Regions from separate parts of the Homo sapiens genome. Here region 1 is linked to region 2. A link is a loop called in an ENCODE intact Hi-C map of the cell type or tissue named here. Cell type or tissue: gastrocnemius medialis. All regions are shown on one strand. Links, peaks and the distances in the headings refer to the core of each region. The heading gives the core; the rest is flanking DNA. Region 1 holds the start of MSANTD1 (Myb/SANT DNA binding domain containing 1). Region 2 overlaps HTT (huntingtin).

Region 1 (15,433 bases), core at 3,048-11,047, 53 kb after region 2:
TGCCCGGCGTGCCTGGCACGGCTCTGCCCTCACTGCATTGGAGCAGGGCTAGTGGAGGCCAGCGGAAGCACCGGCCACCAGCGCTGCACAGGAGCCAGGCCAGGTGAGTGCTGCCGAGTGGGTGCCCTGCCTGCAGGGCATCCAGCCAGCCAAGGGTTGCAGGAATGGAGGTGGAGGCGCTGATGCAGCTGGAGGCATCCAGGTGGCCCTTCCGGGGCTCTGCTCGCTCTCCAGGCTCCCTGGACCCCTTTGTAGACTGTTTCAGGAGAGGAACTCCCAGGTGAGGACAGGGAGGCAGCATTCCCCTCATTTGCCGGCCTTTTTCCTTAACTCCTGCACCAGCCTCCCACATGTCATCAGCAGGATGGGCAAGCTGGAGCAGGTGGACGTGAACCTTTTCTGCCTGGTCGCCACAGACTTCTACAGACACCAGATAGAGGAGGAGCTCGACCGCAGGGCCTTCCAGTCTGTGCTTGAGGTGGTTGCAGCCCCAGGAAGCCCATATCACCGGCTGCTGACTTGTTTACGAAATGTCCACAAGGTCACCACCTGCTGAGCGCCATGGTGGGAGAGACTGTGAGGCGGCAGCTGGGGCCGGAGCCTTTGGAAGTCTGCGCCCTTGTGCCCTGCCTCCACCGAGCCAGCTTGGTCCCTATGGGCTTCCGCACATGCCGCGGGCGGCCAGGCAACGTGCGTGTCTCTGCCATGTGGCAGAAGTGCTCTTTGTGGCAGTGGCCAGGCAGGGAGTGTCTGCAGTCCTGGTGGGGCTGAGCCTGAGGCCTTCCAGAAAGCAGGAGCAGCTGTGCTGCACCCCATGTGGGTGACCAGGTCCTTTCTCCTGATAGTCACCTGCTGGTTGTTGCCAGGTTGCAGCTGCTCTTGCATCTGGGCCAGAAGTCCTCCCTCCTGCAGGCTGGCTGTTGGCCCCTCTGCTGTCCTGCAGTAGAAGGTGCCGTGAGCAGGCTTTGGGAACACTGGCCTGGGTCTCCCTGGTGGGGTGTGCATGCCACGCCCCGTGTCTGGATGCACAGATGCCATGGCCTGTGCTGGGCCAGTGGCTGGGGGTGCTAGACACCCGGCACCATTCTCCCTTCTCTCTTTTCTTCTCAGGATTTAAAATTTAATTATATCAGTAAAGAGATTAATTTTAACGTAACTCTTTCTATGCCCGTGTAAAGTATGTGAATCGCAAGGCCTGTGCTGCATGCGACAGCGTCCGGGGTGGTGGACAGGGCCCCCGGCCACGCTCCCTCTCCTGTAGCCACTGGCATAGCCCTCCTGAGCACCCGCTGACATTTCCGTTGTACATGTTCCTGTTTATGCATTCACAAGGTGACTGGGATGTAGAGAGGCGTTAGTGGGCAGGTGGCCACAGCAGGACTGAGGACAGGCCCCCATTATCCTAGGGGTGCGCTCACCTGCAGCCCCTCCTCCTCGGGCACAGACGACTGTCGTTCTCCACCCACCAGTCAGGGACAGCAGCCTCCCTGTCACTCAGCTGAGAAGGCCAGCCCTCCCTGGCTGTGAGCAGCCTCCACTGTGTCCAGAGACATGGGCCTCCCACTCCTGTTCCTTGCTAGCCCTGGGGTGGCGTCTGCCTAGGAGCTGGCTGGCAGGTGTTGGGACCTGCTGCTCCATGGATGCATGCCCTAAGAGTGTCACTGAGCTGTGTTTTGTCTGAGCCTCTCTCGGTCAACAGCAAAGCTTGGTGTCTTGGCACTGTTAGTGACAGAGCCCAGCATCCCTTCTGCCCCCGTTCCAGCTGACATCTTGCACGGTGACCCCTTTTAGTCAGGAGAGTGCAGATCTGTGCTCATCGGAGACTGCCCCACGGCCCTGTCAGAGCCGCCACTCCTATCCCCAGGCCAGGTCCCTGGACCAGCCTCCTGTTTGCAGGCCCAGAGGAGCCAAGTCATTAAAATGGAAGTGGATTCTGGATGGCCGGGCTGCTGCTGATGTAGGAGCTGGATTTGGGAGCTCTGCTTGCCGACTGGCTGTGAGACGAGGCAGGGGCTCTGCTTCCTCAGCCCTAGAGGCGAGCCAGGCAAGGTTGGCGACTGTCATGTGGCTTGGTTTGGTCATGCCCGTCGATGTTTTGGGTATTGAATGTGGTAAGTGGAGGAAATGTTGGAACTCTGTGCAGGTGCTGCCTTGAGACCCCCAAGCTTCCACCTGTCCCTCTCCTATGTGGCAGCTGGGGAGCAGCTGAGATGTGGACTTGTATGCTGCCCACATACGTGAGGGGGAGCTGAAAGGGAGCCCCTCCTCTGAGCAGCCTCTGCCAGGCCTGTATGAGGCTTTTCCCACCAGCTCCCAACAGAGGCCTCCCCCAGCCAGGACCACCTCGTCCTCGTGGCGGGGCAGCAGGAGCGGTAGAAAGGGGTCCGATGTTTGAGGAGGCCCTTAAGGGAAGCTACTGAATTATAACACGTAAGAAAATCACCATTCCGTATTGGTTGGGGGCTCCTGTTTCTCATCCTAGCTTTTTCCTGGAAAGCCCGCTAGAAGGTTTGGGAACGAGGGGAAAGTTCTCAGAACTGTTGGCTGCTCCCCACCCGCCTCCCGCCTCCCCCGCAGGTTATGTCAGCAGCTCTGAGACAGCAGTATCACAGGCCAGATGTTGTTCCTGGCTAGATGTTTACATTTGTAAGAAATAACACTGTGAATGTAAAACAGAGCCATTCCCTTGGAATGCATATCGCTGGGCTCAACATAGAGTTTGTCTTCCTCTTGTTTACGACGTGATCTAAACCAGTCCTTAGCAAGGGGCTCAGAACACCCCGCTCTGGCAGTAGGTGTCCCCCACCCCCAAAGACCTGCCTGTGTGCTCCGGAGATGAATATGAGCTCATTAGTAAAAATGACTTCACCCACGCATATACATAAAGTATCCATGCATGTGCATATAGACACATCTATAATTTTACACACACACCTCTCAAGACGGAGATGCATGGCCTCTAAGAGTGCCCGTGTCGGTTCTTCCTGGAAGTTGACTTTCCTTAGACCCGCCAGGTCAAGTTAGCCGCGTGACGGACATCCAGGCGTGGGACGTGGTCAGGGCAGGGCTCATTCATTGCCCACTAGGATCCCACTGGCGAAGATGGTCTCCATATCAGCTCTCTGCAGAAGGGAGGAAGACTTTATCATGTTCCTAAAAATCTGTGGCAAGCACCCATCGTATTATCCAAATTTTGTTGCAAATGTGATTAATTTGGTTGTCAAGTTTTGGGGGTGGGCTGTGGGGAGATTGCTTTTGTTTTCCTGCTGGTAATATCGGGAAAGATTTTAATGAAACCAGGGTAGAATTGTTTGGCAATGCACTGAAGCGTGTTTCTTTCCCAAAATGTGCCTCCCTTCCGCTGCGGGCCCAGCTGAGTCTATGTAGGTGATGTTTCCAGCTGCCAAGTGCTCTTTGTTACTGTCCACCCTCATTTCTGCCAGCGCATGTGTCCTTTCAAGGGGAAAATGTGAAGCTGAACCCCCTCCAGACACCCAGAATGTAGCATCTGAGAAGGCCCTGTGCCCTAAAGGACACCCCTCGCCCCCATCTTCATGGAGGGGGTCATTTCAGAGCCCTCGGAGCCAATGAACAGCTCCTCCTCTTGGAGCTGAGATGAGCCCCACGTGGAGCTCGGGACGGATAGTAGACAGCAATAACTCGGTGTGTGGCCGCCTGGCAGGTGGAACTTCCTCCCGTTGCGGGGTGGAGTGAGGTTAGTTCTGTGTGTCTGGTGGGTGGAGTCAGGCTTCTCTTGCTACCTGTGAGCATCCTTCCCAGCAGACATCCTCATCGGGCTTTGTCCCTCCCCCGCTTCCTCCCTCTGCGGGGAGGACCCGGGACCACAGCTGCTGGCCAGGGTAGACTTGGAGCTGTCCTCCAGAGGGGTCACGTGTAGGAGTGAGAAGAAGGAAGATCTTGAGAGCTGCTGAGGGACCTTGGAGAGCTCAGGATGGCTCAGACGAGGACACTCGCTTGCCGGGCCTGGGCCTCCTGGGAAGGAGGGAGCTGCTCAGAATGCCGCATGACAACTGAAGGCAACCTGGAAGGTTCAGGGGCCGCTCTTCCCCCATGTGCCTGTCACGCTCTGGTGCAGTCAAAGGAACGCCTTCCCCTCAGTTGTTTCTAAGAGCAGAGTCTCCCGCTGCAATCTGGGTGGTAACTGCCAGCCTTGGAGGATCGTGGCCAACGTGGACCTGCCTACGGAGGGTGGGCTCTGACCCAAGTGGGGCCTCCTTGTCCAGGTCTCACTGCTTTGCACCGTGGTCAGAGGGACTGTCAGCTGAGCTTGAGCTCCCCTGGAGCCAGCAGGGCTGTGATGGGCGAGTCCCGGAGCCCCACCCAGACCTGAATGCTTCTGAGAGCAAAGGGAAGGACTGACGAGAGATGTATATTTAATTTTTTAACTGCTGCAAACATTGTACATCCAAATTAAAGGAAAAAAATGGAAACCATCAGTTGTTGCTGTGTGAGGCTTGCTTTGCTTCATGAGAACCTAGACCTTGCTGAGCTGGAGTCTTAGGAAGCAGTCTCCTAAGTGCTTCTCCAGCAGGGGCAGAAACTGTCCCACCAGCTAACATCTGGCATTATGGAGGGTCCCCCAGGCAGCTGCCAGCAGGGACAGGCCCCGTGTTTTCTGTAGCCAGGGATGAGGAAGTGGCCCCAGGGCATGGGCCTGGCTGGGTGCTTCTGCAAGGGCCTTCCCAAACCACAGTACAGGTGGTCTTCCTGCCCTGCAGATGGGAGCTGTGGGAGCTGCTGGAGCTGCTGGAGCCTTCATGGTCAAGTGACATCATAAGCTTATATGACATACACAAGCCTCAGGACTTGGCCCATGGCACTGAAGCAGGTCATCAGGCCCAGCACAGAGACTAGAGCTGTGTTCTCACAGGGCCCACCACCCTTCCACCTCCTTGGCCATTGACACCTGCGTCCCTGGCCCAGCTGCTCCCAGGTAACCCCCAAAGCAGCTGGCACATCCCACCTCTGGTGTGGCCGGGGCTGCTGTGTGTCCGCAGGGCCTGCCCCGTCTATTCTAGCTTGTTTGTCCTGTCTGAACCAGCGCCTACTCCAAGAAGCCTCTGCTCAGCCCAGCGGGGATGCTTCTAAGCTCCGGACGAGCCTCTCGGAAGCCTTGGTGATTGGTGGTGTAGTCATCTTGGGATGCAGATGTCTTACCAACCTGCAAGAACAAAAACCCTGTGGCTTCCTCTGGTGCAGGGTATTTAGTCAATGTTTGCTGAGGTCCCGTCTGGTTCTGGCTAATTGGCAGGGGTCGTCCACCCATTCTTTCCCTGCTCTGCTGTCTGTGCCAGGAGAGACGGGGGCCAGTCGGCCAAGGGGCCAGCTCCTGCTGCCTGCTCCTCTTGGGCACGTGCGGGGGCCCCCTTTCTCTGAGCAGGGATAGGGATCAGTCTGCCGGAGGGATGTGGTGGACAGGCCTAAAGCATTTGGGGCGGGGCATGCCACTTGAGCTCCCTAAATCTGTCTCCTCATAGGTGACACCGCTCCAGGGCCCCCCAGTGGCCTCTCCTTTCAGAGCTACCTAAATTCTGGTCACTTCAGAGAAATGGAGCACCCCCTTCTCCCTGGTCCAGGTGTGGACAGCCTGGCACACTGAGCACACCTGGCATGGCTGGTAATTTCAGAAAGAAGAGGGGCCGGGGTCCAGTGGGAAGCAGCGGTGAACCCCTCGTGAGTGGGCTTTGCAGTCCCTCCCCATGCCACGGCAGAGCTGCCCTCAACACAGCCTTCCTCTTCCTCATCGGAGAGCACACCCTGTCCCCTTGCCGAGCTGTGCCCTGTGCCTTCGGTGGTATTTGATTTTGGCTGCTACTGGCTTTGTTGGGATCTGGAAGTCGCTTCCCCTGCGTGGTGCGTGGAGCACTGTAAGTCAGATGAGGGAAGTAGCCAGGGTGAGGTGAGTACCGGGTGGAGCCGCCACTGAAGGGACTGGGTAGGGGGGCCTTGCCTCTACATGATGTGACACAGCCAACCGAGGACAGAGGAAGCCCCGTTCCTGGGGGTGTGGGGTGCACCCCTCAGGGAAGCCTGCAGTGGGGCCTGAGGAAAGGCATCCTCCGCGAGCCCACGAGTCTGGTCCATGAGCACCGTGACAGTGTCTGTGGGTAGAGGTGGACCCGGCCTTGTGTCATCACCAGGACCTCTTTTGGGAAACCATGTGGACATCGCTTGCGGGTCCCCCAGGCTCTGCAGCCCCAGCAGCCTGGCTGCCTTTTGGGCAAGTGGCTTGAGCCACAGAGGACCCAGTCCTGTTGCAGCCACATCCTCTGGGGGGGCCCGCCAGTGTGGCCGGCTTTCTCCACCCTACACCAGGCCTCCAGGTGTCCTGGTCGGGGGTGTCTGGGCCCTGGGTGGGCCCTGTGGACCTGTGAGGTCAGGGTCAGGGCATCACTGGAGGCAGAGGGCTGAAGTTGTGGGTCTGGGTTCCCCTTGTGTGCACAGGCCCCTGCCCTCCATGCTTGGTCAGGCAGCTACCCCCAAAACTGCTAGGACAGGCTGGTCCTGAGGTGGATCCTGGCCCCTGTACCCTCTGGACAGCCCACCCGCCCAACCTTCTACCCTGCCCCAGCGGCGGCAGTGTTGGCCACATCCTTCCCCTCCTGGCCCCAATTGCTCTGGGGAAGTCCAGGCTCCGGAGCCTGCCCAGGGGCCCCCCGTGATTTGGGCCCAGGACTCCACGTGGTTCTCTGCCTTCACCCAAGCCCTGAACTCCTCAGCTGCCAAATCCCCACCCATCTGCACAGGCTGTGCTCACCACTGCTGCTCCTGGAAGGTGCCCCTCAGTGGGACGCCCACCTCCTCTCTGGGCTTCTGTGTTTGGGAGCCCTGCTGCCCCCACCCTTGGTCAGTCCCCATGTCCTGCTGGCCTGTCAGGCAGGGCAGAAAATCCACCCAGAAATGCTGAGCAGGATGAGAGTCTAGTTGGGCCCAGCCTCATTATTTAGAAGGGATGGAGGCCTAGGGAGCATGCTTCTAGCCTGAGCCCAGCAGGGCCCCGCCCATGTCCCAGGTCTGCACCAGGGACAGCTCCTGCCGAGGCCTGACCTGCCCCTTCTCCCTCAGGTGCTGCTGGTTGACCAGCCTCTGGCCCTAGGAGACCCCGTAGCGACTGAGGGTCCCAGCAGGCCATGCAGCTTTGCCAAGGTACGAGCCCCTCCCCAGCAGGGGACAGATGTGGGGACCCTCCCAGGCAGGAGCAGCTGGGTGCCTGGTGCTGCCATCTGCTGCCTGCCTGGTTCTTGTCCTCACATTGGAGGTCAGTGTGAGGGCTCTGCCTCGGGAAAGGCCATGGAGCTTGCCCTGTCCAGGGCCTCCCATGTGCACTGAGCCTGGGAAGAGAGGGTTGGAGTTGAGCCTTTTACCCTGGGAATGCTGCCTGGAGGATGGTGCGGGTGTGGGGTGGCACCCTGCCAGGCAGGGCCCTGCCTCCCTGCGCCCACTGGAACTCGGGCAGGCAGGGGTGTAGGTGCCTCCTCTAGAGCCGTCCGGTGGGGGCCCCCGGCAGTGGTGGTGGTGTCCACTGGCCAGCAGCTGCCCCTTCAGCCAGGACAGTAGGCCTGACGCTGTCCCCAGCAGCTCCAAGGTGGATTTGTGGAAGGGGGTAGAGGGCACGTAGAGGCCCCATGACCTCCCCAGGGTTCTGGGAGGGCTGTGCCCCCTTAGCCAGCACCATGCTGGGTGATATAGTCAGATCCTGTTACCCCTGTTGTGGAGGTGAGGAAACAGGTTAGTGGGGAGGACATGACTAAGGTCCATGCTGAGTCGCTAGAGCTGCACCCAGAACCACTGCTGGGACCCCATGCCTTTCTGCTTACCCCTTGTGCCGGGAGATGCCAAGAGATGCTGGGAGCCAGCCCCACCTCTGCCCTTGGAGTCATGGCTACGGAAAGGGCATTCGGACCGGTCCCTGACCTCACCGGGGAGGGCCGAACCCTGTTCCTGAGGAGCCAGGGCTTCCTAGAGGAGGTAGGCCTTCTAGTCACTCCTTCATCTGCAGGCACTCCACAGAGCTCTCTGTGCCAGCCCCCAGCACGGAGGGCTGACCTTAGTCGAGTGGAGATGCCCCAGTGCCAGGCAGTAGGGATGATGTCTCCTGAGGCCCAGATGGAAGGGACTGGACTAGTCTCATGGGGCTGATGGTGGGGCCAGGCCTTGACCAGGGACCCAGTGTAGGGGGTGCAGAGACCCCTCTGAGTTCCTCACACATCCCTGGGGCCCTCCCCATACACTTCCTATCCTGACTGCGGGCAAGAGGGAGCCCCAGTTCGCCTTCCCTATGCTGGGCACCCACAGTGGGGCTGGGCACCCCCGCCATGCCCCTGCCCTGTCCTTCCCCTGAGAGCCTCGGTCCCACCTCCAAGGTGCCTCAGAGGACAGCAGGGGCAGCGGGCAGAGGCCGAGATGCCTCCTCATTCCAGGCTCAGCTGCCCTTCTTGGGGCAGCCCACACCTGAGAGTCTCCTGCAGTTGGTCAGGCCTGAGGAGGGCAGGGGGGTGCCTGCTGTCCCTCTGCTGACCACAGTGGCATTTAGCCTGGGCACCGCGCCCAGCACAGTCCATGCTGCACAGGTGCCGTGGGCTCCACAGAGCCCTGCCTGACATGCATGTGTTACGTTTCGGGTGCCGATGCCCTTGGGCGGCACTTCTCCGGGCAGAACCCCCAGGCCACCGCTCCGGTTCCGGTTCCGCTGCATCTGGGGCTCTCGGCAGGCTGTGGTCCTCCGGCCAGCCTGGGGGCATCTCAGTCCCTCAGCCCCACAGGGGCCTGCCCCGCAGCCTGGGCCTCGAGCCCCGTCTCCGCACGCTGTGCCGAATCTGGCTGCCCATCAGCTCCCTGCGTACCCAGACTGTGCCCTGCCATGCCCGTGGCTCTTCCCAGGAGTGCCCTGTGGCCTCCCCCTGGCTTGCTGGGCTGATTCCCTCCTGTGTCTCAAACAGAGCTCACCTTTGCCATCACTGCTGTCCTCACCGGCCGGTGCCAGAGGCCCGTGTCTGTGTACCCTGTGTCTGCACCTCTGGGCAGGGCCTGGCTCTGACCAACCCGGGCTTCCAGTGTCCACAGACCTAAGGCCCAGGGCGCCTGGGGGCTGGAGCAAGAGAAGCAAAAGGAGCCAAGGGTGGGGGTTTGGGGTTCTTGTGAGGGCCCAGCCCCAGGACCCCAGGACCAGGACACCCAGGAGCCCCAGGGCCCAGCCCCAGTTCAGAAGGCAGGGGCCTTCTGAGGGAGCTTAAGGGTCCCACAGCCCAGGACCCCCACCAGGGCCAGTGGCCAGCGTTGGGGGACTCAGCCTCCTCGTCGCTCGTCCTCTCTGTTTCTCCCACCTTTTGCCCCCTTTCTCCTTGCCTGTTCCCACCCGAGGCCCCCTCTTGGCCTGCGTGAGCCGGGGCGGCACTGAACTGGGGGCCGATCCGCCTGGGCGGCGGTGAGAGGCAGGGCCGGGAGCCGGGCCGCTGGGTTTGGGCCTGGCCCGCTCGCCGCAATATTGATGGCCCGTCAGTGCAGCCCTGATTCCTGTGCTTTCAGTTAAAAGGTTTCTGTTGTTGTAGCTTATGCAGTTGCTCTGTTGCTATGGAAACGTGACATCAAAATGACGTTTCCCGTTTAAAAGCTTTTAACTAAATTCCTGCCTGTCAGATGTAGGCCCCATTTTGAGCGTGGAGCTGCCTTCGAGCGAGCGTGAGCGGCGCCTCCCGCCCATGGTGCGTGGGGCCGGGCCGGGGCCCTCGCTGAGCGCGCTCTCTCACCCCACAGGCGCCTCCGGCATGGCGGCGGCCGAGGGGCCCGGCTACCTCGTGTCTCCCCAGGCGGAGAAGCACCGGCGGGCCCGCAACTGGACGGACGCCGAGATGCGCGGCCTCATGCTGGTCTGGGAGGAGTTCTTCGACGAGCTCAAGCAGACCAAGCGCAACGCCAAGGTGTACGAGAAGATGGCCAGCAAGCTCTTCGAGATGACCGGCGAGCGCAGGCTGGGCGAGGAGATCAAGATCAAGATCACCAACATGACCTTCCAGTACAGGTGGGCGAGCGGGCAGTGTGGGCCCCACCAGGACGGGCGGGCCCGGGCGTGGCGGGCCGCTCCTGACTTTCTTGGAGCTCTGAGTCGGGACGATGTGTGGGTCGTGGCCTGCCTGTCGGTCTCCTCTGGCCGGGTATGGGCAGAACCCCACGGGGTGAGACGGGGCCCACGGAAACCGTGTGTGCAGCCTTCCATTGGGGAAGTGGGGAAACTGAGGCCCAGCAAGGGCAGGAAACCAGTCTAAGAGCTGAGGGGTAGCAGGGGTGGGGCTGGTGCTGGGCAGAGGCCAGGATGGCTCCCAGGACGTATGGGCGGTCTGGGCACTGTCCCTCGGAGGCAGCAACACTCATGGTGGTGCCCACTGACCTCACACCCTGCTCCCCCATAGGGAGGCGGCGGCTGCCAGTGCCCTCCCCACCACCAAGCTCCCAAGCTCAGCAGGGGTTTCAGGGGCCTACTGCGTCATTGGGGAAATTGAGACTGCAAGTGAGAAGGAGGCTCAGTGCTCTGCGACTTGGAGCATCCACTGAGCCTCTGCCATGAGCCGGTGAGCCCCACTGGGGCTGGCCCTAGGGTCACGGTGGGGTATTTCCAGAAATCACCAGGTGAGGTGCAGGACCAGCCAGCGCATGGGTGGGGCTTACGGTGCGAAGAAGAAAGAGGTGGAGGCCTGCCCTGGCCCAGGACTCCCAGCGTGGGGGCTCCCGGCCTGGCCCCACCTCTGCTCCTGCTACATGGCAGGTGGGCCCTTCCTGCCCTGGCAACCTGCAGGGAAGGCCGGAGGGGACCACCCAGCCAGGGAGATGTTGGCGTCTAGGAGGGGACAGGTGTGGTCCCACACACCCAGCATCTTAAAGTGCGTGGGTCCCCAGCCCATTAGGACAGGGTCCCGGGTGGGCAGGGGTCATGGTGGGGTGAAGGTCTCAGGCACAGGCAAGGTCACAGGTGCGGTGAGGGTCTTGCAGGGTGTGAAGGTCATAGGTGTGCGGTGAAGGTCACAGGTGTGGGGTGATGGTTTTGGGTGTGGGGAGGGTCTTGCACGGAGCGAGGGTGGCAGCAAGAGCTGGAAGCTGCAGGGGGAGAATGGCAGCAGAGAGCACCCGGCCCTGTGGGCGGCCTGGACAGGGCTGGGCCTGGGGCTGCCGGAGAGCCTGTCAGCTTCCAGGATGGGAGTGGCCTCACTCAGCTGCTCCACCTCCGGGTCAGGCAGGTGAGCCTGGGGCAGAGAGGCTGAGAGCACCTGAGCCACTTGTGGGAGAGGCCACCCCCACTGCCCCCCTCAGGCGAGGAGCCGGCCTCCAGCACAGCAGAAGGGAACCCCCAGTCCCCAGCCCTAGTGGGAGTGGGGAAGAGGCCCAGCAAGGCCCCGGACAGACCGCCAGCCTGTGAGGTCTCCGCTTTCAGTTGCGTTGATTTGATTTTTTCTGAGCCTTGAAGGAGGGGTCCGGGGCCTGGCCCTGCCCAAAGGCCCCTAGGCAGGCCCCAAAGCCGGGACCTAGGGTGCTGAGCATGACGGATGTTGGGTTTGAGCGGCTGGCTTGCGACGTGAGGGCTGAGGTGTGAGCCTGGGTATCTTCAGAGGTTCGGTGGACACAGGCAGCTGCCCGCGGCCCCACTGTTCCCGTGGCCTCCTAGTCCTGCTCAGGCACCTGGTGAGGAAGGGACGCAGAGGGCAGTGGGAGGTGGCCACGACTGTTCCAGCAGGCTCCCCTCTGACTCAGGAATTCACGGGCACCACCTCCCTGGCTGGCTCTGGTTGGTGTCTGGCCAGGTTATTCATTATTTATGCTGAAAGCCTCTTCAGAGTCCCAGGGGAGGGTTTCTGTCTCCATTCCTGGAGGCTGAGAGATGAGGGTGCAGCAGAGTGGGGGCCTCCACTCCAGACCCTGCAGTCTGGGCTGGCCAAGGGCTGCACCGGTGCACTGCACGTCATGGCTGATGAAGCACTTCCACACCGCAGCCCCTCAGAGCTGCCACAGTCAGCCTTAGTTCACCGAGGGGGAAGCTGAGGCCCAGAGCATGAGAGGGACTTGCCCAGGGCCACATAGTCCTTAGCAGAGGAAGCTGTGGCTGGGTGACTCGATCTTTGTCCTTTTTCTTTATACCCGCAGTCTCCCCATAGCAGAGGCTTTTCTTTTTTTTTTCTTTTTCTTTTTTTTTTTTTTACAAGAACTCTTTATATATTAAGGCTGTTGGGCTGAAGAAGCCTGAGAGGGTGGCTGGTTCTGTGGAGCATGGTTTGTTGAAGTACAGTTTGGGGGCCTCCTACACTGAGAATAGGCCTTTTCTCGTTTCTCCAAAGAGTGGGCTGGCTCAAGTAGGGCAGAGAGAGAAGCCTGGGGCAGAGGTTAGGGATGGGCACCCAGCGCCTGCCCTCACACGCTCTGTGCTGGTGTCTTCACAGCCACGTGCCACCCTGGGCAGCATCCCCTGCTCACCATCTGGCTGTGCCTGTTTGCTGGGGGCACCTCATTCAGAATCCAGCTTATTGTTTCCAACGGCCAATGGCCACACCCTGGCAGGTAGCAAGAGTAGGAGAGAGGAGACACCCACTCCGAGCACAGGTTGGGTTTGGAGCCCGGCCTTGGGGCACTCTGTCACTCAAAGGCAGAGTGGGGAGTGGGCACTGGGCCTTAGGAGGTACTGGGTCCAGTGAGGCAGAGATGCCCCTGCCCCACCCCCACCTTGTGGCTTCTTCCCTGGCCTGGCCAGAGCTGTCTGGCCGCCATGGGGCCCTGTGTCTCCTGCCTTGACCTCCCAGAGGGCAGCCGAGGCCCAGGGGAGGCCTGGGGACTTAGCCTCTCAGGGCAGGACCTGTCTGCAGGAGTAGGTGGGTGCTGGGGGTCCCAGTGGTAATGAGGCATCAGGCAGTGTGGGAAGGGGCCCATCCGGCCCACCCCAGGGCCTCTGGGCAGGTTGCAGGTTGTAGCGCTGGATCTAGGCTCCTGCCCAGACTGTAGGTTCAACCAAGAATGGCATGGGAGCCCAGCCTGCTGTTTGCTTTATTAAATCTGCCCTGTAGCTGGGGGAGGGGCTTACTTTGATCATCACTATGTCATTGATATAAAAATAGAGGCTCAGAGAGGTGAATGAACCTGCCCAAAGTCACACAGCAAAGTGTGGAGATGAGATACTGACTCAGGGCTGTGGACACTGAAGCCTGTGCTCTAACGCCAGTGGCTGTCGCTCCCTGAGGCATTCTCTCCCGAACAACACAGTTATTATATTACAAAATATTATCACTATATTTATATATCTTATAATACCTTATTATTACAATAAAACCTTATTACTCTACCTTTCAAAATGAATTATTTAAAAAGCAGTATTTGCTCATTGCAGAGAGTCTAGAAACTATAGAAAAGCAAGGGAAAAGCAATAGGACCAGCCCCAAGGTCCCAGCATGCACAGATAACCTTAGTAATACTGGGACGTGTGCTTCCTTTTTAACATCTGAGCCCGTGTAGGTCCTGAAGCCCAGCTTCTTTCTAAGTCCATTGTCATCTTGACCCTGGAGCCTGGCCGATTTTGCTGGGGAGGCCCTTGCCAGCCGAGAGCGGCTCCTGCCTGTGCCGGCGTGGCGCGCCCCTCTGCTGAGGCTGGGCAGGACAGGGGCTGGGCCAGCTCTGTTTCTCACCCTTGGCTCTTGTGTCTCTCGTTTCAGGAAATTAAAATGCATGACAGATAGCGAGTCCGCCCCGCCCGACTGGCCCTATTACCTAGCCATTGATGGGATTCTGGCCAAGGTCCCCGAGTCCTGTGATGGCAAACTGCCGGACAGCCAGCCGCCGGGGCCCTCCACGTCCCAGACCGAGGCGTCCCTGTCGCCGCCCGCTAAGTCCACCCCTCTGTACTTCCCGTATAACCAGTGCTCCTACGAAGGCCGCTTCGAGGATGATCGCTCCGACAGCTCCTCCAGCTTACTGTCCCTTAAGTTCAGGTAGTGTGTCTGCTTGTCCTTCCCCTGCCCTGGGGTATCTCAGCCCCCACCATTTAGAGAAAGGGACTGGGAGTGGCAAGGCCGGCGGCGGCGGCCACAGTGGTTGCAGAGGCCGTGGCTGCGGGCAGCGCCTCCAGGGACAGGCGGCCTCAGACCAGGGAGGGCTTTAGTGTCCACAGGCAGACCGAGTTTGTCTCCCAGCTCCATCACTTTTGAGCTGCACGGAAAGTTCCTTGACTTCTCTGGCCTCAGTCTCCCTCCTATAAAATGGGGGTAAATCAGTACCTTTCTCAGAGGGTGGCTGGGAGCATCACAGGAGAGAAGACGCAGCATGGGGCCCGGCACACGGAGGGAGACCAAGCCCCAGACCCCAGAATGCGCCCCCTGGCCTCCCTTAGCCCACACAGACCCCACCCTCACAGGCTAGCTGCCCTCTCAGCACTGGGGAGGGTGTCGGGCTGCACCTCATCACGTGTTGCCGTGGGCATGACCCGTCCCCTCTGCCATCCATCCCACACCTCAGACCCGTCCCGTGCTGGCCACGTGACTGTGCCTGCAAGATGCTCACAGGGCAGCCGGGAGCCAGGCAGCATGCAGGACAGACACCTGCGGGGTGGGCCTGGGGAGCCCAGAGAAGGTGCTTTTGAGGAGGGGACATTTGGGGTGGGCTTTCAAGGTAAAATAGAAGTTGGCCATTTGGAGGCAAGAACAGGAAGATTGTGGATTTGAGTCACAGCTTCTCCCCTGCCCTGGTCTTCAAGTCTTTCTGACAGGAGGTGTCAGAAAAGTATCTTTAGTAGAGAAGGCGTCTCCGAGGAGGGTCCCTCTCATGCCGGGGGCCGCTGCTTGACTCAGGATTTCTCATTGAAGACCTGAGACAAAAACGCTTTTGCTGGCAGCTAGAAGGAACCAGCAGGAGGCCTGAGATTTGTGGCTGTTGTTCCCGTGGACTGAGCCCAGTTCTCAGACTCAGCTGCCTGGGGCCTTGCACAGGACTGGGGCGTGGGGGCTGCCCTCCCTGATCAGGCCCAAAGCGCGGATCTCACGCCCCTGAGGTTGGCTGTACCCTCTCAGCTCAGAGCAGAGTGTGGGCCAGGGATGAGCAGGCACTGGAGCAGGGCCCTGGGGTCTGTGGGTTTTGGCAGCTCCCTGCCCTTCAGGGAGGTCTGCTGAGACCACGGGTGGCCCCTACCCCAGCAGCAGAGCTCTCAGGAGGCGCCCACAGGGCTGGACTGCCTTTACTCACCACCTCTACCAGAGCTCTGAGGTCCTGGGGAGAGAGCCCAGGCCTCTTGTGGGCCCCACACCCTCTAGGTGCCTGTCCTTCTGCCTCTCTACCAAGGTGTGCCGGCCCCATTTCTAGGCCGCCGGGAGATAAGGGGGCTCACATCTCAGGCCCTTCCTTCTGGGACCTCAGTTTCCCCATCTGCCTAAGGCCGGGTGGGGCTGGTGGT
Region 2 (14,604 bases), core at 9-8,008:
CTCTTGGGTATATACCCAAAAGAATGGAAAGCAGGGTGGTGAAAAGATATTTGCATGCCAGCATTCATAGCAGCATTATTCACGATAGCTAAAATGTGGAACCAACTGAAGTGTCCCTCGATGGATGAATGGATAAGCAAAATCTGGTGTATATTTACAGTGGAATATTATTCAGCCTTAAAAAAAGGACATTCTGACACATGCTACAACATGGGTGACCCTTAAGGACATTATGCTAAATGAAATAAGCCAGTCACAAAAGGACAAATACTATGTGATTCCACTTACATGAGGGACCTGGAGTAGTTAATTCATAGATATAGAAAGTAGAATGGTGGTTGCCAGGGGCTGCAGGGGAGGGGAGTTATTTTTACAAGATGAAGAGAGTTATTCTAGAAATGAATGGTGGTGATGGTTGTATAACATTATGAATGTACTTAATGCTACTGAACTGTACAGTTAAAAATAGTTAAGAGGACCAGGTGTCATGGCTCATGCCTGAAATCCAAGCACTTTGAGAGGCCAAGGCAGGAGGATTGCTTGAGCCAAGGAGTTTGAGACCAGCCTCAGCAACATGGTAGGACCCCATCTGTACAAACAAACTAGCCGGGGATAGTGGTGTGCATGTGGTCCCAGCTACTCAGGAGACTGAGGCTGGAGGATCGCTTGAGCCCAGGAGGTTAAGTCTCTAGTGAGATGTGTTCATGCCACTGCACTCCAGCCTCGGCTATAGAGTAAGACCCTGCCTCAAAAAAACAAAACAAAACAAGACAAGAGCCAAAAATGGTTAAGATGGGCCAATCACAGTGGCTTATGCCTGTAATCCCAACACTTTGGGAGGTCAAGGTAAAAGGATCACTTGAAGCCAGGAGCTTGGGACCAGCCTGAGCAACATATCGAGACCCCTATCTCTACAAAGAAAATCAAAAACTAGCTAGATATGGTGGGCACATGCCTGTAGTCCCAGCTACTTGGGAGGCTGAGGTGGGAGGATCTCTTGAGCTCAGGAGTTCGAGGCTGCAGGGAGCTATTATTGCACTCCAGCCTGGGCTACAGAATGATACCCTGCCTCTTATTAAAAAAAAATCCAAAAAAAAAAAAAAGTAAACCTGAGAGCTTCCTCCTCCTGTGTTAAATTTGGAGGCCAAGATGTTTTTGTTACTTTTACAAATGATCAAGGACGGTGAAGGTTGGGCATGGTAGCTCACACCTGAAATCCCAGCACTTTGGGAGGCTGAGGCGGGGTGATCGCTTGAGCTTGAGACCAGCCTGGACAACATAGCAAGAGACCCCATCTCCACAAAAATAAAAAAATAAAAAAAAATAGCCAGGAGTAGTGGCATGAGCCTGAGCCCAGGAGGTCAAGCTGTAGTGAGCCATGATCATGCCACTGCACTCCAGCCTGGGCGAGATCGAGACCATGTCTCTAGAGAAAGAAAATGACAAGGACAGTGAACCCAAGAAAGTCATAAGATGCCAGCTGTGCAGCAAGCATGGAAAGCAGCCAGTCCAAATTAGGACAGTGTGTTTTCCAAGAAGAACGATCGTTTGTAATGAGAATGCTTTGCTTTAAATAAATGACTAAATAGCTAGAAGCCTAGTTCTAGGGGATAGGCACGTCTTTCTTCTCTCAAGAAAATAGAAAGGCAATTCTAATTTCTAGTAACAGCAAACAGCATTAAGTCATGGTCCAAATATGAGGCAAACCAAAATGTGGCTTGATTGTTCAGCAGTTGATCTGTTGGAAGCCCTTGATATTAAAAAGGTTCTCCTTTAAGCGGCTTAGGAGTCACGATCAAAGACCTATAGAAAGAGATGCCATCCTTCTAGGATCCTTGGCTCTCTTGGGAACTAGATTCAGATAGTCATAATGTAAATACTGCTTGAGCTTTCTTTCTTTCTTTCTTTCTTTCTTTTTTTTTTTGAGACAGAGTTTCACTCTTGTTGCCCATCCTGGAGTGCAATGGTGCCATCTCGGCTCACCGCAACCTCTGCCTCCCAGGTTCAAGCAATTCTCCTGCCTCAGCCTCCCGAGTAGCTGGGATTACGGGCATGCACCACCACGCCTGGCTAATTTTTTGTATTTTTAGTAGAGACAGGGTTTCTCCATGTTGAGGCTGGTCTCGAACTCCTGACCTCAGGTGATCCACCCGCCTCGGCCTCCCAAAGTGCTGGGATTACAGGTGTGAGCCACCGCACCCGGCCCGAGCTTTCATTTTTGAAATCAATGTATGACTGAAACACTGAAGACTTACTGACTTAATTATGGTTTCAGAACAGAATGAAAATGTCTTCGGTTCTGATGAATATAAAAGGAAAACTAACCAAGTTAATTTGGCAAGTAGATGGTAGAGATAGAGGTGGGGAGTGGAAGGGGAACTAAAATCTTCACCTAGCATTGTTGGGATTATATGGTTACATCATCTGAAGTTGACAGACCAAAATATAGAGGCTTCAGAGGTCTCCAAATAGAACTAAACATGTAATTCAGATTGTTAGGAGGTAGTATAAATGAGCTAAATCTCATCTTTATTACGGTAGAGTTAATGGGTGATGTCTAAAGTTGTCTGAAGTCTATAAATCATGACAAATTATGATGTGGTGATTGTATTCAACAGTCTTTCAGTTGCAGGGATAAAACCCCAGTTTAAACTAGAGTAAGAGAAAGAATGTGTTGGTTTAAGCTCCTGGAAAGTGCAGGCAAGGGTAGTTGGTAGGACTGCATCTAGTGTTGTAATTCTGTGGTCTGCATTGTATATTTATGCATCTCAGCTCTGCTTTCTTCTTTTCATTTATATAATTTTTAAATTTTATTTTAAAGATAGGGTCTCACTTTGTCGCCTAGGCTGAAGTGCAGTGGCATGAAGTGCAGTGCGAGGCTCACTCTAGCCTCGAACTCCTGGGCTCTAGAGTTCTTCCTGCCTCAGCCTTCTAAGTAGCTGAGACAATAGGCATGTACCAACATGCCTGGATAGGTTTTAAAATTTTTTTGTAGAAATGGAAGTCTTGCTGTGTTGCCCAGGCGGGTCTTTAACTCTTAGCTTCAGGCGATCCTCCTGCCTCTGCCTCCCAAAATGCTGAGGTTATAGGTGTCACCCACCACGCCCAGTCTCATCTCTGCTTCCTGTGTTAGTTTTGTTCTCTGGTGGGCTGTTTTCACATGACCGAAGATGACCTCTAGCAGGCTGTGTTCTCAGCCCCTCAAGTAGGCCTATGTGATTGGCCTTGCATGAGTAATATGGGTGACCATAAACCCCTGAATGCTCTGGTCCACATGGGCCAAATGGGAGACTGGACAGCATTCCATTGATGAGGAGGTGGGGCTGGTCTCCGGGAGTAAGGGAGAGGAGCACATGCAGTAACTGATGGTCTGCTGCAAGGGATAGCAGCACAGCAGTTAGAATTTTGGAGGTAACTACCAGAACTGAAAACAGAAATGATAACAAGTAGTTGCCTTAAAAAGGGATGGGAGCAGGGTGCTTTTGTGATCAAAGCTCCTTTCTCTTACTGGATTTTTGTACACATTTTGCATACATATCTTAGAGTAAAAGATAGCATTTTCAGCCTTGGTCCATTTGAGGATACTCTTGGCGTGGCCCGCCTCCATGCTAGCAGGCTCTGGTTGTGCCAAGTTCAGTTGAGCATCCTGGCTCTTGCCTGCACGGAACTTCCAGTCAGTGCGTCAGTATCACAAGTCTTGATATTTCCTATGAAGAAGAACAGTAGTGCAGTGACAGACGAAATGGGTGGGCAGGCAGAGGCAGGATTTCTGAGGGAGAGAAGTAGCTAGCTTTTTGCAGAGAAGAGTTCCGGCACCCAAGAGAGCAGCTGAGAGTACAGGCAGGCAGGCAGGATGCCGGTAGGGCCCGGCCGCACGGCGCCACAGAATCCTGGAGAAAGGGGCCTCTTCATGGCCTCTGCATTCAGCTGCTGTCACCCTCCGCACAGGCCATGGCCAAAATTTAATTTTCATAGTGGACTCTAGTTTTTGAGCCTTACTTGCTATTATTGAAATAATTTTCTTGTTTCTTTTTAAAGATCTTCGGATTATGCTTCACTGACCACTGTAATAAGTTTAAAGTTGAGAAAATATGGCTTGTTAATGAATGATAGGTCAATTTTAGTATGTTGGTCATTTTAATATTTTGCCACCAGTTGGTTTGGATTTGATGCCAGGAGGAGACAGCCTCATTTCTAAGGACTAGTCTTGCCTTTGTGGGATAAGGGTGGTGTGTTCTGTGTCCTTCTACATGTCCGAGCGATCTCTGTGCAGCTCAAATGTGGTCACTGTCTTATTGCGCTGATTTCCTCTCCTTCCATCTCACAATTGAGGCAAAATATTGTTACTGTTGAAGTGTTGTCCAATAGGACTTCCAGCAGAGACAGGATGTCTGCACTGTCTAATTTAGTTGCCTTTAGCCACATGTGGTGTTCTGTACCTGAAATGTGGCTGGTCTGATTGGATAGCTTAATTTATAATTTTATTTAATTTTAATTAACTTAAATTTAAACAGCTCTGTGTGGATAGTGGCTCCTGTATGAGACAGTGCAGGTCTGTTGAGAAGCAGCTTTACTGGTGGGAGTGGAGGGCTTGGAGAGGGCACGTGGGTTTCCTGCTGGTATCTTTTGACCTTATTTAATCTGCCCAACATTTGCAAGTAAGTTGTGTGTGTGTGTATATATAAATGTGTGTTTCTGTCTTCTTGTTTCCTTTGACTGCATTTATTTGAAAGACACTAGGTGGCAGAATTACTGTATTTGATTGGTTTCAAGATAAGAGTTGAAATAATTCATCTCGTGTTTTTATATAAGTAAGGTGTGTTTAGCATGTAAAATTGGTAATATGTATTCACGTACTGCTTAAACAAAGGCTATGAATTCCACCCATAAACCGAAAATGAAGACCTTTAAATTTGTCCATTTCAGGCGTGGGTACTTCTTAAATAATACCTGGTTCAGGAACTAGTCAGAATGGCACCCTTGACTTTTTGTTTCCTGCTTTTCCTCTTGTTGGGAGAGGAGGGTATTCATCCCAAAGTGGTTTGCCTATTTCACATTCCATCTAGGATAAGCAGAATAGCCAAGAAAGATAGCTGTCCTCCTGTTTACAACATTTGGGGTAACCAGCATCCCTCTCTTTTGGTCCAAGATAGACTGGTTTAGAAACAGATGATGGCACCAGAGGCCCAGGAGGTGGAAACATCAGCTTTGTTTGTTGTCCATGTGGCTGAATTAGAGCTGTCTGGCCTTGTAGCCTCAACACGGCCTTCCAGCTTTGCTCACCGTGATTTTCAAGGACACATCTTGTGCTCTTCCCTGCCTGCCATCCAGACTATACCCAGTCAGGGTGGCAGGAGCTGCTGCCCCTTCCTCCCTGAGTCCTGGTCGTGGGTGGTGGAGATGTGCCATGACGCTCACGGAGGCATGCTCACCCCTTCCTCTGTGGCAGAGGGGATGGCTGCACGACAGCTCTTCCCTGTCCTTTCCAAAGCGTCTGTGGTTCCACTTTTTGGGGCAAAGCAGGAATACTGGAAGAGAGAGAAAGTGGTCCTTTCTATAGTAATAAAGTTGACATTGATTCAAGTTCATGCTTGGGGAAAGGACAGGGCTACTAACAATTATAATGCTGGGAGCAATGGAATTTTCTCATGGGTATGTGGTAGGTTTAATTTTAATTATCCCAGTTAATTCTTAGAACTGCTCTGTGAAGTATTTCCCGCTTTGTGCTTAAGTTCTAAAAGATCCTGTGCCAAAACCAAGAATGAAAACCCAAGCATTCTTTCTTGCCCATCGATCTTTCTCTCATCAGGCCACTTCTTGGGTTGATAGTGGTGAGTGTAGCCGCTGCCACTTTCAGAATACCCACCATGGGCCCCAGTCACTGTGTGGCGTGGAGAAGAGATGGTTCTCTCTGTGTCATAGCTGAACAAGCCCAGCCCAGAGAGGTTTCTGCCCTAGGAGCTCTCGATGGTGGAATTGGGATGCGATCCCACATCCTGCCTGTTTTGAAAACAGCATTCTTTATTTCCAATTCCTGCTTCCATTGTTCCTTTTAATATTTCTTTGTTTAGCTCACAAAAACACGGCTTGCGGAGCTGCTGCGTGCAGCTGTAGCTGTTTCTCTGGGTGCAGCCTGCATCCGCCTTCCTGCCCGCCTCCTTTCCTGCACTGCCATCGTGGTCTCCGGGCACTTGGTCCCTTTCTCTTCCCCTGAGTCCCTTTGGCTCCCCTGTGCCACCCTTGTGATCCACAGGCTCTGCCTTCTTTCTGTCTCAGACTGCTGCTCATCACTACTCGGGACCCTAGGAAGGGAGGTTCCACCGAGAAGCATCTTCTCATCTCAGCCACGTTCTCAGTGCCACTGTTGTCTTTGTTAGGTAATGGTAGCTACTGTAACAAATAAACCAACATTTCCATGGCTTCACACCAGAGAAGGTTGTTTCTTGGTTTTATGACAATGTATTGAGGGTGTTCTTGGTTCACGGATGGTTTTCCTCCATGTGGGAATTCGGGGACCCAGGCTCCTTTCCTTCTTTTGGTTCTGTTCTCCAGGCCTTCACATCCTCTGTGTCTGGTTGGGGACAAGGAGAGGGAAGGTAAAGAAGGCTTTGTGGCCTTGGATAAGTGACAGGCATGCCTTTGCTGGTGTTCTCTCGTGGTGACAGGTCACAGCCCCACCCTGTAAAAGGGGACTGAGAGACGTCGTCCTGCTGCTTCCCAGCAGCAGCACTGTGGTCTCTGATGTGTTTTCTGTGAGGATAAAAACAGGTGATTCCAGGATGAGGAAAGTCAGGGAAACCCTTGGAAGGAGGGGACCAGGCGGGTGTCACCATGGGATTAGTGGTGGCTTCAGAATGAGCTGCAGCGAGTGCCATGCCTTCTAAAGCTTTTGCTATTCTGATATGCCCACACCATGCCCAGCAGGTGTCTGCCTTGCTCTCCGCAGAGAGAGTGATGAATCCTTCTCATGAGCCTCTGTCCAGTTGTTCCTCCCTCCACCTGGAAGGGACCCTGGGTTCCTCATAACATCCCAGCGGAACAGGGGACCTTCTATCCTGTCCCCAAGTTCATCCTCATCCTCCTGCCGGCTTCCTGGCCCCTCTTATGTCTGCTTCCTGACGCCACATCCTTCTGGATTCTCTGGAATTGAATTTTGCCTTTGATGCTTATTTAAAAATATCCATTGCAGGCCAGGTGTGGTGGCTCACACCTGTAATCCTGTGCACTTTGGGAAGCCAAGGTGGGCAGATTGCTTGAGCCCAGGAGTTTGAGATTAGCCTGAGCAACATGTTGAAATCCTGTTTCTATAGAAAATACAAAAATTAGCTGGGCATGGTGGCGCACACCTATACTCCCAGCTACTCAGGAACCTGAGACAGGAGGATCAATTGAGCCCCGGAGGCCAAAGCTACAGTGGGCTGTGATCGTGCCACTGTACTCCAGTCTGGTCAAACAGAGTGAGACCCTGTCTGAAAAAAAAAAAAAAATCCATTGCATACTTCACCGTAGCGAAACATGTATGTCTTACCTTTCCTTTCCTGCCTGTAGCTGCTCTTTTACACTTAACAGCCACACTAAGCCAGCCTTAAATGAAAAACAAACCAGCACTTCCTGTGCCCTCCTGCTTCCTTCATGAGGGGTCCCTCCCTCTGTGTACACTCCATTCTCATTGCCCATGGTGGTTTGTTTCCCTCTTGTTTCTCAAGCCATGGCAGCCTGCCTCTTGCCCTCTTTACTAAAAAGGCCTTTGCAGAGGCTGCCTGTGTTCTTTCTTTCTAGGTCTCTCTCATCCTAGGCCCTCCAGCTTGATTCTGTGGAGCTGCCCTCTTGTCACTCAGTAGCTTGTGGGGTCTTCTCTGTCTAGCCACTTAATTGATTGTGTTCCTCGAGTTGCTGTCCATGGTCTCTCGTTACTGTTTTCTCTGTGTTTCTGCCTCTCTCCTTGGCCTTGGTAGGTCCATCCCCTTTGTGACCTTGGCTGTTGCTCTCATGGACAACTTTCTCTTGCTGGTCCTTGTAGTCCTGGCATCCAGCTTCTCGACACGGGACTTGTCCTGCCAGTACCTCAGACTTGCACTTAAAATTGAACTAGCACCACTGTCACTCTCCAGGGCCTCTTCTTGTTAATTAGATCATTAGGGATGTTCAGAATCCCAGCATCATAGTATGTTCCTCCTCCCGCTACCCCAGGAACCCTAACCTTACCTCCTCCTCTCTATCTACTAGGAGGTGGCCCTCAGAGTCCGTCTCATCTTCCACCTGAACTTCCCTAATAGGCTCCAGCAGCTGCCACCCCGGGGGCTGAGTACTTCCTCCATGCCTTGTGCAGTGCTGAGCCCTTTACCTGGGTTCTCCTGTTTGCTCCTTATTACAGCCCTGCGAACAGATACTGCTCTTAATTCCATCTTACACCTAAGGAAGCTGAGGCCCCAGGTAAGGTGCATCCAAGGTCACCCAGGTAGTAGACAGTAGAGCCACGATCTGAACCAGGCAGTCTGATTCAGAGCCTGTGTTGACACTCAGCCACCTAGAACACAGCTTGGATTGTGGGTTTCTATTACCTGTTCAAAACCCCTACATCCCGGGTCTGTCCCTGCACGTGCTCTGTGGCCTGGCTGCATCTTCCTTGAAGGCAGTGCATGCCTCTTCACTCAGGGGGCCCATGCAGGAACAGAGGGCCCCACAGAAGGATGAGGCCAGTGCAGAATGGGCTGGAGGGGACAATGCTGACCAGGAAGCAAGTGTAGAGAAATCCCAGGAAACCTGGAGGAGCCAGAGACAAGGCATTAGAACTCCTCGTCGTGACCTGGTCTGCATTCTCTGAGTGTGCTGCTTCTGTTAGCTCGCTTCCTTGGTCTCAGGTTATAGTTTAAGGCATTGTGGAGCCCTAAAAAGCCTGTACTCTGTTTTTACCTGTTTTAGGACCCTTTCACTTTGGGGATGTGTTGATTTTTTTTTTTTTTTTTTTTTTTTTTTTGAGATAGAGTCTCGCTCCATTGCCCAGGCTAGAGTGCAGTGGCACGATCTTGGCCACTGCTGCCCCTGCCTCCTGGGTTCAAGCAATTCTTGTGCTCCCGCCTCCCAAATACCTGGGATTACAGGCACCCGCCACCACACTCGGCCAATTTTTGTATTTTTAGTGGAGACAGGGTTTTACCATGTTGGTCAGGCTGGTCTCGAACTCCTGACCTCAAGTGATCTGCCCACCTTGGCCTCCCAAAGTGCTGTGATTATAGGCGTGAGCCACCACACCCGGCCTGAAATTTAAATCAGAAATAAAATTTTGATCCCAACAGTGATGCCAGGCAGCCCAGATCTGGGGGAGAGGGTGGCCTTGGCCAGCTGGGCCTTTCTCTGTTTCCCAAGTCTTGCTGCCTCTCCCTGCTGGGCTTTGCAGCCTGTGCATGTCTCTGTGCCTTTGACCTTGTTTATCCAAAGGAGAGGATAGAATGAAGTCATGATTCCTGGAGCCCTGAGAAGGATGCTGTGGAGAAATTTGCCGGTAGAATCTAGCTGAGTGTGTTGCTGAGGTGCCAGCATTGTGTGTGGGGAGGCTGACCGCTTGGCCTGCCTAGGCCCAGGATGCTCCATGGCCGGGCACAGAGGCCACTTGGCTGTCAGGTGTCAGGAGCCTGCAGAGGGCACACAGAGCCTGGACCGCAGGGGGGTCCTGCTTTCTCACCTGGCCTCCTTCAGCATTTCTGTCCCTCAGTCCTTAGCAAGCCCAGGAGCTGTTGAGTTTGGCAGGTGCCGAGTGCTGTTCCTGCCTGTGTAGCTGTGGCTCAGTCCTGTGGGGGCCCCGCTGTGGCCCGAGTGCAGTGATTCGAGGCGCTGAGTGTTCCCTGACTCCTTCTCCAGGAGCTGTGTTCAGACTTTCGCAGCTCTTGGCTTGGAGCTCCTGGAGGGCTTGGCATTGCCGACCAATGTGGAGGTCGACAGTGAGAGAGGAGGAATGCTAGCTTTCTTGACCAGTCCATTAAATAAGTGGGATATTGGCCAGGCACGGCGGCTCACGCCTTAATCCCAGCACTTTGGGAGGCTGAGGCGGGTGGATCACGAGCTCAGGAGTTCAAGACCAGCCTGGCCAACATGGTGAAACCCCCTCTATACTAAAAATACAAATATTAGCTGGGCGTGGTGGCAGGCGCCTGTAATCCTAGCTACTTGGGAGGCTGAGGCAGGAGAACAGCTTGAAACCGGAAGGTGGAGTTTGCAGTGAGCCAAGATTGCGCCACTGCACTCCAACCTGGGCAACAAGAGCAAAACTCTATCTCAAAAAAAAAAAAAAAAGTAGGATATCTGTTTCTGCTTAGAAAAATCAGAATTTTCTAAATGCCAGGTGTTCTGAATACGTAAGTATGGGAGACGACTCAGCCTGTTTCATTTTTATGTAAAATCTTCGCGTAGCCATGTGGCACTGGACCGAGATGAAAGCAAAGACATTTCTCCTTAACTTTGTTTCTAGGAATGTTCCGGAGAATCACAGCAGCTGCCACTAGGCTGTTCCGCAGTGATGGCTGTGGCGGCAGTTTCTACACCCTGGACAGCTTGAACTTGCGGGCTCGTTCCATGATCACCACCCACCCGGCCCTGGTGCTGCTCTGGTGTCAGATACTGCTGCTTGTCAACCACACCGACTACCGCTGGTGGGCAGAAGTGCAGCAGACCCCGAAGTAGGTTCATAATGCCCCACAGCCCAGGGCGCCAGCCCAGCACCCTGTCCTGAGACTCCCAGTAACCTGAGCTTTGGCCACCGTTAAAGCATTTTCATTTTCCATTTTTTGTGAGGGCTTGTGAAATTTCTGCTGCATATTAATATTCCTTTCATGGACAGCATATTATTGGGACAAACATGCGGTCCAGCTAAAGGCATTCAAAATAGCAGTTGCTTTCTAAATGCGATTTTCTTTGGCAGGTTCTTTGACACCATTGCATCTTGTGGGATATGCTTGTCATGCTCTGTGGCTCCTACTAAGTTCTAGTCCTTAAATTGGTTCCATAGCCAGACATGTTGCAATGTCTTAACCTCATTATAAAGTAAATGTGGTTCTGGTTATCCTTAGATAATGAAGTAACAGTGTAGCAAATTTCAAAACCTCTTGGAAATGTTATTTTACCATTCAAAAAGGCTTACTAAGGTTCTCGTTATGGGTGGCCCTCTTTTTGCAAAAGGTTTTCAGGCTTAAGCTCCATTTCTAGGTGCTCCAACACTCCATTATTTGTATATGTATGGAAATAAAAGCTGTGACCACCCCCAACCCTGGCCCCCGCCCAGCTGAATCCTCAGCACAGTATTTCTGGAAGGCTCAAGATCCCACGCTGGGGAAAAGAAGTTCTGGAGACAAAAGAGGGCAGGTGCTGCCGTGCCTCTCTGCTCAGTATGGATACTGGACCTTGTGCTGCCAGGGCTCCCAGTAGGGCCAGTTCATGGCACTCAGCTGGAAAGTCCACTGTTGGGAGGCATTCTTAACCATCCACTCTGTGCCGTATGTAGTGGGGTCTGGTCATTCTGTTGGAGGAGACAGACCAGTGACGACATTTGAAATGCTTGGTGGATGTCTTAGGCCTGTTACGATGACTGAGCACTGTGGGGGCAGGAGACAGAAAGTCAGTGTCTCCTAGTTCTGTGCTGCTTTAACGTGCATAGAAATCAGCTGCGGATTCAGCAGATCACTCCTTTTCTGACAGATGGGCCTGCTTACTCTGATGTTATATCAGAAAGCTCTGAATCTGGGAATTGTGTCCCCTGAATTGGAGTAACAGAAATGCTTAGATGATGAGTGTTTAAAAGAAATAAACCAAAGGTAAATTTAGTTTGGAATTCAGCAAGCGTCTTCATTCAGCCCTCTGAGGGCAAACTACAGCTTTTTGTAAATGTAGGTAAATTCTGTGACTGTTTCGTGACCCCCTCTGATCCAGTTTTCCTTTATAACCTTCTGTATTGTTCCTTCTATTATCCTGAAATAACATTAATAGATTAGGCTGGGCGTGGTGGCTCATGCCTATAATCCCAGCACCTTGGGAAGCCAAGGCGGGCAGATCACCTGAGGCCAGGACTTCGAGACCAGCCTGGCCAACATGATGAAATGCTGTCTCTACTGAAAATAACAAAAATTAGCCGAGCATGGTGACAGGTGCCTGTAGTCCCTGCTACTCAGAAGGCTGAGGCGGGAGAATCGCTTGAACCTAGGAGGAAAAGGTTGCAGTGAGCTGAGATCGCGCCACTGCACTCTAGCCTGGGTGACAGAGTGAGACTCCATCTCAAAAAAAAAAAAAAAAAAAAAAAATTAATGGATCAATGGATTTTTAACCTAATAATTAAATTTCAAAAAATATCGTTCTTTAATGGTAATGTAAAGGTAAAATTAAGATAATATGTAACAAGCATGTGAGTGTCTAAGGTGTCCCCGTGGTGGAAGGAAAAAATAAATCCCCATAAGTGTCCAAGATGCCCATAGAGAGCAGAGCTGTTCTGGTTTAAACCCCTGCTCTTAGCACTGTGTTTTTCCAGCTGTGGGTGGTGGGGGATGAGTATCTTTTTATTTCCATGAGATGAGAAAAATGAATTACTAGAAGTGTGAAATACAAAACACAGCTGCTCTTTTTTTAGCCATAGACTCAGCAGCCATAAAATTGCTGTATCCAGTTGCAGAAATTCCTGCTGCTTACTCTTGACCCTCTCTCGGTTTGTGTGCATCTCCTCTCAGGCTGGCTCCCAGATGGGAGCTGGCTCCAGGCGACACTGGGTGCTCTGCTCCAGGAGGTCCTTATGTGGGTCCTGCCCTAGCCTAGCCCCTCTCTTATGGACTCTGTCACTGTGGGTTTATGATTCACTCTCAATCTGTCTTACCTCTTGGTGAACTGTTAGAGTCCTGCCTATACTTTGGCGCTTGTGGGTGTGTTGTGGTACACATGATGTGTTGGTCACTTCCCAGCTCATCTTGTTCTGAGTCACCCTAGATTTGGGACATTCATTCGCCACCAGTACCGGGCGGTGTATGGCCTGAGATTTGGGGGGGCTTGTGCTGCTACAAATTGGGGCTGAATTTGAGTTGACAGTGGACCTTCTTTATGTCTACTGCTCATATTTGAATTGCAAATACTGCCTCTTCTCTTTCAGAGGCTCATTACCCTATAGCTGTATTATTGCAAAGTGCACAATTACAGCTTGAGTGTAAGTCACACTGCGCTGGCAGGACGGCCCACTGAGAAAGGGCACGTTTCCTGTTCGTTAGTTTTCACATTGACACATAATTTACAATACAGTAAAATGTACTTTTCTATCAACTGTAGTCAGTAACAGCCCCCCTCCCCCAACCACATCAAGATATAGAGGAGTGCTGTCACTTCAAACAGTTCCCTCTTCCTCTGCCACATCCTGCCCCTCCCCAGGTCTAACCACCAATCCGTGCTCTGTCCCTCTGTTCAGCCCATTGCAGAAGGCCATAGAAATAGAATCTATAGGCTAGGTGTGGTGGCTCATGCCTGTAATCCCAGTATTTTGAGAGGCTGAAGTGGGAGGATGACTTGAGGCTGGGAGTTCAAGACTAGCCTGGGCTGCCTAGCAAGACCCCATCTCCAGAAAAAAAAAATTTAAAAATTACAATCACGTCCCTGTAGTTCAGCTGCTTGGGAGGCTGAGGCAGGAGGATCACTTGAGCTCAGGAGTTAGAGGTTACAGTGAGCTATGATCGTGCCACTGTGCTCCAGCCTAGGTGACACAGCAAGACGTTGTCTCTGGGGAAAAAAGAAAGAAACGGAACCACGCGGTGTGCAGCCTTCTGAGTCTGGCCCCTTTCGGTGAGCAGTGTCTAAAGTTCTGTCGCGTGTTGCCCACGCGTCGGTGGCTCGCTCCTTGCAACTGCTGAGCATTGTATGGCTAGGCTGTAGTTTGTTTTCACTTCACCAGTTGGGAAACAGAGAAAAGGCACTTTTTAAAAAGTTTAAATCTGTAGAATTTTGGTTTTTACCAGTTCTCTTCTAAATCCTGAGGGATTACAGGAAAAGTTGTTGTATTTCAGAATATTCTTAGCTTGATGTGACCTCTGTCCCCGTTAAGGCCCTTTGCCGCAATGGGAAGGACGTCGCTCGGTCAGACCCTGAAGGTCAGAGGGGCAGTTTGGGAGTGTGTCAACATTTTAACTGTATGGACTAGAGCCAAGAGTCTCAAGGTTTATAATTCCCACGTATTCAAAAAGAAAAAAACAATAAAGTGAGAAGTCAGTGTAGAGTGAAATAACCTGTGTTAGTGGGGAAGAAGTGTTTTTAAACAGGATTTCCATAACGTATAACATCAACATGTTTAGAGTGGTGATGTTTCATTGGGAAACGAACAGTAAAACATGAAAGCAGGGAGGTTTTCATTCTGGCAGTTGGCAACTTTCACGGCAGATGGAGAATTTCAAAAGCAATTGCTCAATTATCAAACATAGCCAGTGTGAGTTCTGAAATAAAGGTGCTGATTGAATGTGCAGCTTTATGGTGGATTTTGCTATTCAGGCAAGCATTTTAATTTTCTGCCTGTTAAATTCTGTTTTCTTTAGTTTTTCATATGTGGTTTATTGTAGCTTAGGAATAGATAACTGAGAGTATATATTACACATA

Evidence for each region. A loop is a pair of places that touch in the nucleus more often than their neighbours do. Peaks named below come from ENCODE experiments on the same cell type or tissue, not always from the same donor. Only the 100,000 strongest peaks of a DNase experiment are listed, where the experiment ranks them.
Region 1: it touches region 2 in a loop (2.0-fold over the local background); 4 of 110 quality-filtered maps call a loop at or near these places.

Annotation. Positions count from the first base shown.
Region 1 is chr4:3,239,504-3,254,936 of GRCh38, forward strand. It overlaps HTT (huntingtin), which reads left to right. Exons shown (of 67, transcript NM_001388492.1): 67 at 343-4,454. The coding sequence ends at 556. It overlaps MSANTD1 (Myb/SANT DNA binding domain containing 1), which reads left to right and starts at 9,656. Exons shown (of 3, transcript NM_001042690.2): 1 at 9,656-10,039; 2 at 13,704-13,979. The coding sequence starts at 9,720. RefSeq lists a silencer at 7,034-7,209 and an enhancer at 11,174-12,070. In gastrocnemius medialis, for the core only: a CTCF peak has its summit at 7,285 (motif pointing left); no DNase peak of the experiment used is centred there.
Region 2 is chr4:3,189,267-3,203,870 of GRCh38, forward strand. It overlaps HTT (huntingtin), which reads left to right. Exons shown (of 67, transcript NM_001388492.1): 41 at 10,466-10,673. Among named protein-coding and RNA genes, the nearest start is that of MSANTD1, 53 kb to the right of the region's middle. RefSeq lists a silencer at 13,791-13,890. In gastrocnemius medialis, for the core only: a CTCF peak has its summit at 4,720 (motif pointing right); no DNase peak of the experiment used is centred there; H3K27ac peaks cover 1,463 bases.